2 separate regions of the Homo sapiens genome follow, and region 2 is linked to region 1. A link is a contact called in ENCODE Hi-C or POLR2A ChIA-PET data. All regions are on one chromosome and are shown on one strand. The core of a region is the stretch at or near the end of the contact, and the rest is flanking DNA. Distances in the headings are between cores, read along the strand shown.

Region 1 (2,700 bases), core at 88-2,587:
ATTTTTTTGTGAAGAAGGTGTCTTGCTATATTGCCAAGGCTGGAATTCCTGGGTTCAACTGATCCTCCTGCCACAGCATCCCAAAGTGCCAGGATTACAGGCGTTGAGCCAGAGGAAAGGAAATTAAAGTGTTGGTTCCCACAGCAAGGTGGATGCCATGCTCAGGGTTCTCTAAGGTTCAGGCCAGAGGACATTTTATTTGCACTAAGCAGTATCATCCCCCAAAGCACTGTTTCCCAATAACAGTCAAAGAAGGCTTTGGATAAGGCCATGGAATGTTAACTCTTTCTTTCCTCCCTTAGGATAATGTGGCTATGGAAGGCAGGCAGTCTCCAAAAAGCCAGGAGAGTGAGGGACTCTGGGCTCATTGAAGTGAACTCTCCTTCTTCTCCCTAGAGGTCTGCTGGATTCTCAGAGACACAAAGACAATCATCCTTGTCTTGTTACTGGCACATGCTCCACACATAGCGTGTGCTCCATAAAGATTTTCTAATAACTCATCTACGTATAAGCACTATCTCTTATTGTACTCACTAACTCACCACCTCTCCATGTAGGAAGGAGAAAGGATTCTCTGACATGGAAGTTTCTCATCCAGTGGCAGCTCAGAATTCTGACATGCTTGCCAGGTACTTCATCTACAACCTTCAGACAACACAAAACAAACATATGTTTTGTTGAGATATGCATTCTGTCCTATGAATCATTATGGATCCTACTGAATCCCTTGAGTGAATACTACTGTGAACTACGATTGGGTCATTCTGGCTACTGCAGCCAGCCTGCTTGGGTTTGAATCTAGCTCCATTCTTTACTGGTTGTGTGACCCCAGGCAAGTTACCTAAGTGTTTAAGTTTTCCTCATCTCTAAAATAAGGATACGAAAAACCTTTTCCTAAGACATGTAAAGTGCTTAGAACTGTGCCTGGCACATAGTGTATGCTGTTGGTATTATTATATGAATTGCCCTGTCTTTTACCTTGATATCCCCACATCTGGTAGGATGTTCACGTGAGACCCTGCAGAAGGGCTGGGGTTTCTGCTCAAATATTTAGGCAACTCTATGTGGCTAAGCTGATGATCTTCCCAACAAGTTGTGACAATAACTGACAAGCTAAAGATGACTGCACCCGGTATAGAAGAGGAATTTGCCTGAAAGCAAAAACAAGAGCACAGTTCAATCACCTTCGCCCTTCCTTTCCCAGAATATTCAACTTCAGCATATTCAAGAGTTCTATACTTGTAAAACTGTCATAGGATAGCTGGCTAAGCTCACAAACCACACCGGCCCGAAGCCACACTGAATCCTGTCACCTTCCCACTCAAGTTCAGACGCTTCTAGCTGAGCAACTCTGCACGCCAGTCCGTGATCCCCCTGGTTTCCAGATTATTAAATGAAAACACATTCGTTGGCACACCTTTCCCAAAAAGCCAATCAAGCAAATGAGCTTTCCCTCTGGAGTGCCAGGTCCACTCTGAAAGAAGAAACCCAGGCCACTGCTTTTAAAGTTTTAATGGGAGAGCACTGTAAACAATTAAGATTCTTTGGGTTCTTAACATCCTCAGAGGACCATGATGAGATCTCTTCGTAAATATTTAAGAATCACATATTTTCTCCCTGTCATTTCTGCCAGGGTCTGAGCACAAGATATATATCCATATCTGTCACCTGAAGACATCCAGACAGGCCACTTATAAACAGCCTTAGCTGGAGACCTAAAGAAGAGGTGAGGTCATAATTCTGTGTGCTGGGGTGGAGGCATGTGGTAGATGGCGAGGTCAAGGCTGGTTCTTCTAATGATGACAAGAAAGTATGATCATTGAGGATGGTGCTCAAAGTCATTATTTTAAAGATATTTGCTTAAATAAACAAGCAAAAAATAAAACCTAGGGGTCCTGAGGGGGAAAATAACACACTGGCTGTGTGTGAAAAAAGTATAATTTATATTTCATCTGTACTGCTACCTTCACACTTGGACAAAATCAACAACAGACATAAGTGGTTCTGGGATCCCACCCTTCTCCAAGAGGCCAGATGTCACAGACAACATGTCTTTAAATCCCAATTCCTTCATACCCACCCCCAACTATGTGGGGTTTAGTACATTTATTGGTTTCTCTATATCTCAGTTTCCTCAGGTAAATGATGATTGTTATGAAGATTTTTAAGATAATTCATATGGACCACTTAGATCCACATGGCAAACAGGAAGCATACAACAATTGTTAGCTATTATCATTTGTTTTTGGAACTGGCTTTCAAATAAATGAAATAATTCTTTTAAATGGTTAAAAAATAATAAACATTTGGAGAAAAAACTGGTATGATGGCATTTACGCTATTTGTGGCAATACCATTTACAGGTACAGATCAAAAAGTCACCAAATTGCATGGCATCAGAACTACAAAAATAACTTTTTAGCTTCATAAACTTTTTCTAAAACTAGATTAGAAATTCCTGGCTGGGCACGGTGGCTCACGCCTGTAATCCCAGCACTTTGGGAGACCAAGGTGGGCAGATCACCTGAGGTCAGGAGTTCAAGACCAGCCTGACCAACATGGCGAAACCCTGTCCCTACTAAAAATACAAAACCTTAGCCGGGCATGGTGTCATGCACCTGTAGTCCCAGGTACTCGGAAAGCTGAGGTGGGAGAATTGCTTGAACCCAGGAGGTGGAGGTTGCAGTTGAGATCGTGCCA
Region 2 (2,725 bases), core at 84-2,583, 38 kb after region 1:
TCGGCCTCCCAAAGTACTGAGATTACAGGCGTGAGCCATCATGCCTGGCCTACTATTAATAAACTTTAACTGAACTAAATTGTGAACTTAATTGCTAATGGTGAGTTTCTAATTATTTAAATACACAGAACACTGATATAAATATATATAGGTGAATATATACATGTCTATATATATATGGCATGTGTGTATATATATATATATATATATATATATATATATATTTCTTTATGTATCACAAGTGGATTCTATGATTTTGTCTGTAGGATGGGGAAGAGGGTAACATTTTTGGACCTAAGCAGAACCTTCTGAAAGACCCAGATGGCCCCTTGCCCACTGTGTAGTGAAGGTTTCTCCTAGGGAGGAGATGCCCTTGCACTTGCCCACTGTCCTCTCCCGTCTGCCAAGCCACAGACTAGTGCAGACATACTCTGAACAGCCCAGTGACATTCAGTCTTCATTTTCTTATCCCTCCAGGGAACACAACTAAATTGAAGGTAGTGGACAAACTATTACTACTTTTCCAATATGTTTTTCCAATGAAATGGAAAAGCTACTGGCTACATGACTTTCAAAGCAGCATTATTCTAAACACAGGCCATTTTTTAAATCAAGACAGAATCCCCACCAATTTAGACAGAAGATAGGCTTTAACATGTCATTAACAACCCTGGCTGGCTAGCCAACGTGGTGTTAAGAGGAACACAATAAGATTGGATACAAAGGAAGAGAAAACAAACAGCCACGACTACAAAGCCAGACCTATCATTATTACTTACACAACACACCGCACAAAATCCATCACGGTATAAAACAAAAAAAGCTGGGCAAGATCCTTCAATAGGCCACAATTTGTACAAAGCAAATATTTAAAAATGGTCTGTCACATTCTCAAAGGCTGGTGCCGGGAAGGAAGATATCCATCTGGAAACAGACATCTCATCAGCAAATGCACCACACATTCCCAAGGCAAGGCAGCCATCAGGAACGTCCTACCTCACCAACCAGCCTCTGAGCGAATGAATGAAGCATTTTGGGTTACGACAGTAAAACAATCACTACCAAAATCCAGTTTTCCTTTTGTTGAAGACATGGGGGATTAATTTGAGACTTTAGGTTCCCTTTATCAGAGCCCACACTGGAAGAAATGGAGACAGCCACCGTTACAGCCAGAGGGTCCTGGCGCAGAAAAACGTGCCAACTCGAGGAAGAGAAGGGAGACACAGGACCTGTCTTCCTTCGGCTCCCCCCAGCTTCCTTGCACCTGTTCCCAATTTTTCTTTTCTTCCTGTTGATCTTGTCAGGTGGCTTATTAAAATGCACGTCGGGAACAGTAGGCTGACTCCTGTTCTCTGCATGTAAACAGTTGCAGGCTGTGCTAGTCAAAATAGATCTGGGGTAAAAGCAACGCCTGGGTGATATTTTTAGCATTTTATTCCTCAGATTACATCCAAGTGGGGCTGGGATTGTTCAGTGGCATTGATCAAAAGAAGACTACGTGAGAAGGTGTCAGAGTAGATTCAAATTTTCATCATTTTAGAAAACTGTAAGATCCCTTCTGATCTCAAACAGTAGTGGGTACAGTCTGTTTCTGCCGTTTTTCCTGCTTCTCCCTTGAACATGTACATCTATGAAAATTTTTAACTTTTTAATAATCCTGACATGCCAAACTCATTCCAGCAACCATTTCTCTAGTTGATTCATTTAAAAGTCAGTTCTATTAAATACAAAGGTAACCTCGTGGCAGATCTTCTATCTGCAAAGCTTGGAAGGAATGGGGTCTGACCCACGAGTTCTAGTTTTGTAGCTAGCAATAGGTCAGAACCTAACATCTTTATTGGGTTGAACACAAGTTTGTTGGAGAGGAATTAAAGAGCAGAGAAGAGTGAAGGCGTCAATCACTTCAGCATAGCTAACTATGGTTTACTTCTACACTGTCCTCATCTGGAAGGTGTACACTCAGTACAGTCTGAGTACCTATGTGCTGGGCTCTGTACTAAGCGATGCAGGGATGTAGAGGAGAGGGGACGGAGGACAGCAGAGAGCGCCCAAGGAAAACCAGCTGTCTTGAGGGGAAGACTAATGCTCTGAGAACCCATCTTCTACTTGACTGACCACAGATAACTAGGGCTGACTCTAAATTTGGAGTAAACTTACACACAAAGACTCAGCTAAAGAACCTCATATACCACTATCAATTCCCTGAGTCAGGAAGTCCCTGAACGATAACTACTGTCCTCACTAGTAGAAAGTGATTTAGTCAGTTCCAATGTAATAGTCATTATTAAGCAACTTTTAGGGTAGTTATAAACTTCCTAACAAGAAGCTTTGGTACACTTAGTATAAAATATTCTCAGTTCCTTCCAGAGTTTGCTTCAAATTAACCTAATAGAGGCAAACATTTCAAAATAAGATTGCTTGATACATCTTTTTTTTTTTTTTTTTTTTTTTTTGAGACAGTTTCTTACCCTGTCACCCAGGCTGGAGTGCAATGGCATGATCACGGCTCACTGCAACCTCCATCTCCCAGGCTCAAGTGATCCTCCCACCTCAGCATCCTGAGTAGCTGGGACCACAGGTGCACACCATCATGCCTGCCTAATTTTTGTATTTTTTGTAGAGGCAGGGTTTCACCATGTTGGCCAGGCTGGTCTTAAACTCCTGGACCCAAGCAATCCTCCCACCTCAGACTCCCAAAGTGTTGGAATTACAGGTGTAAGCCATC

The links. Hi-C counts contacts between places; a loop is a spot of excess contacts on that map. ChIA-PET counts read pairs that join two places held with the same protein, here RNA polymerase II (POLR2A). Pooled maps may share reads with other maps.
Region 2: a map of heart right ventricle shows a loop between it and region 1 (1.8-fold over the local background). The contact joins two enhancer-like sites. A Hi-C loop is called at or near these places in 7 of 168 maps with a recorded cell type or tissue (A673, heart left ventricle, heart right ventricle and 1 more), 4 of 37 single-sample maps with no recorded cell type and 5 of 50 pooled maps. POLR2A ChIA-PET finds 5 or more read pairs at or near these places in 3 of 52 experiments (MCF 10A, OCI-LY7 and Panc1).

The regions. Positions count from the first base shown.
Region 1 is chr1:184,540,491-184,543,190 of GRCh38, reverse strand. All of the region lies in intron 3 of C1orf21 (chromosome 1 open reading frame 21), which reads right to left. Among named protein-coding and RNA genes, the nearest start is that of C1orf21, 150 kb to the right of the region's middle. Within about 2 kb of position 1,337, at least 2 of the 41 ENCODE cell types and tissues checked have a DNase peak (open chromatin) inside an H3K27ac peak, as active enhancers do.
Region 2 is chr1:184,502,806-184,505,530 of GRCh38, reverse strand. All of the region lies in intron 2 of C1orf21 (chromosome 1 open reading frame 21), which reads right to left. Among named protein-coding and RNA genes, the nearest start is that of C1orf21, 120 kb to the right of the region's middle. Within about 2 kb of position 1,333, at least 2 of the 41 ENCODE cell types and tissues checked have a DNase peak (open chromatin) inside an H3K27ac peak, as active enhancers do.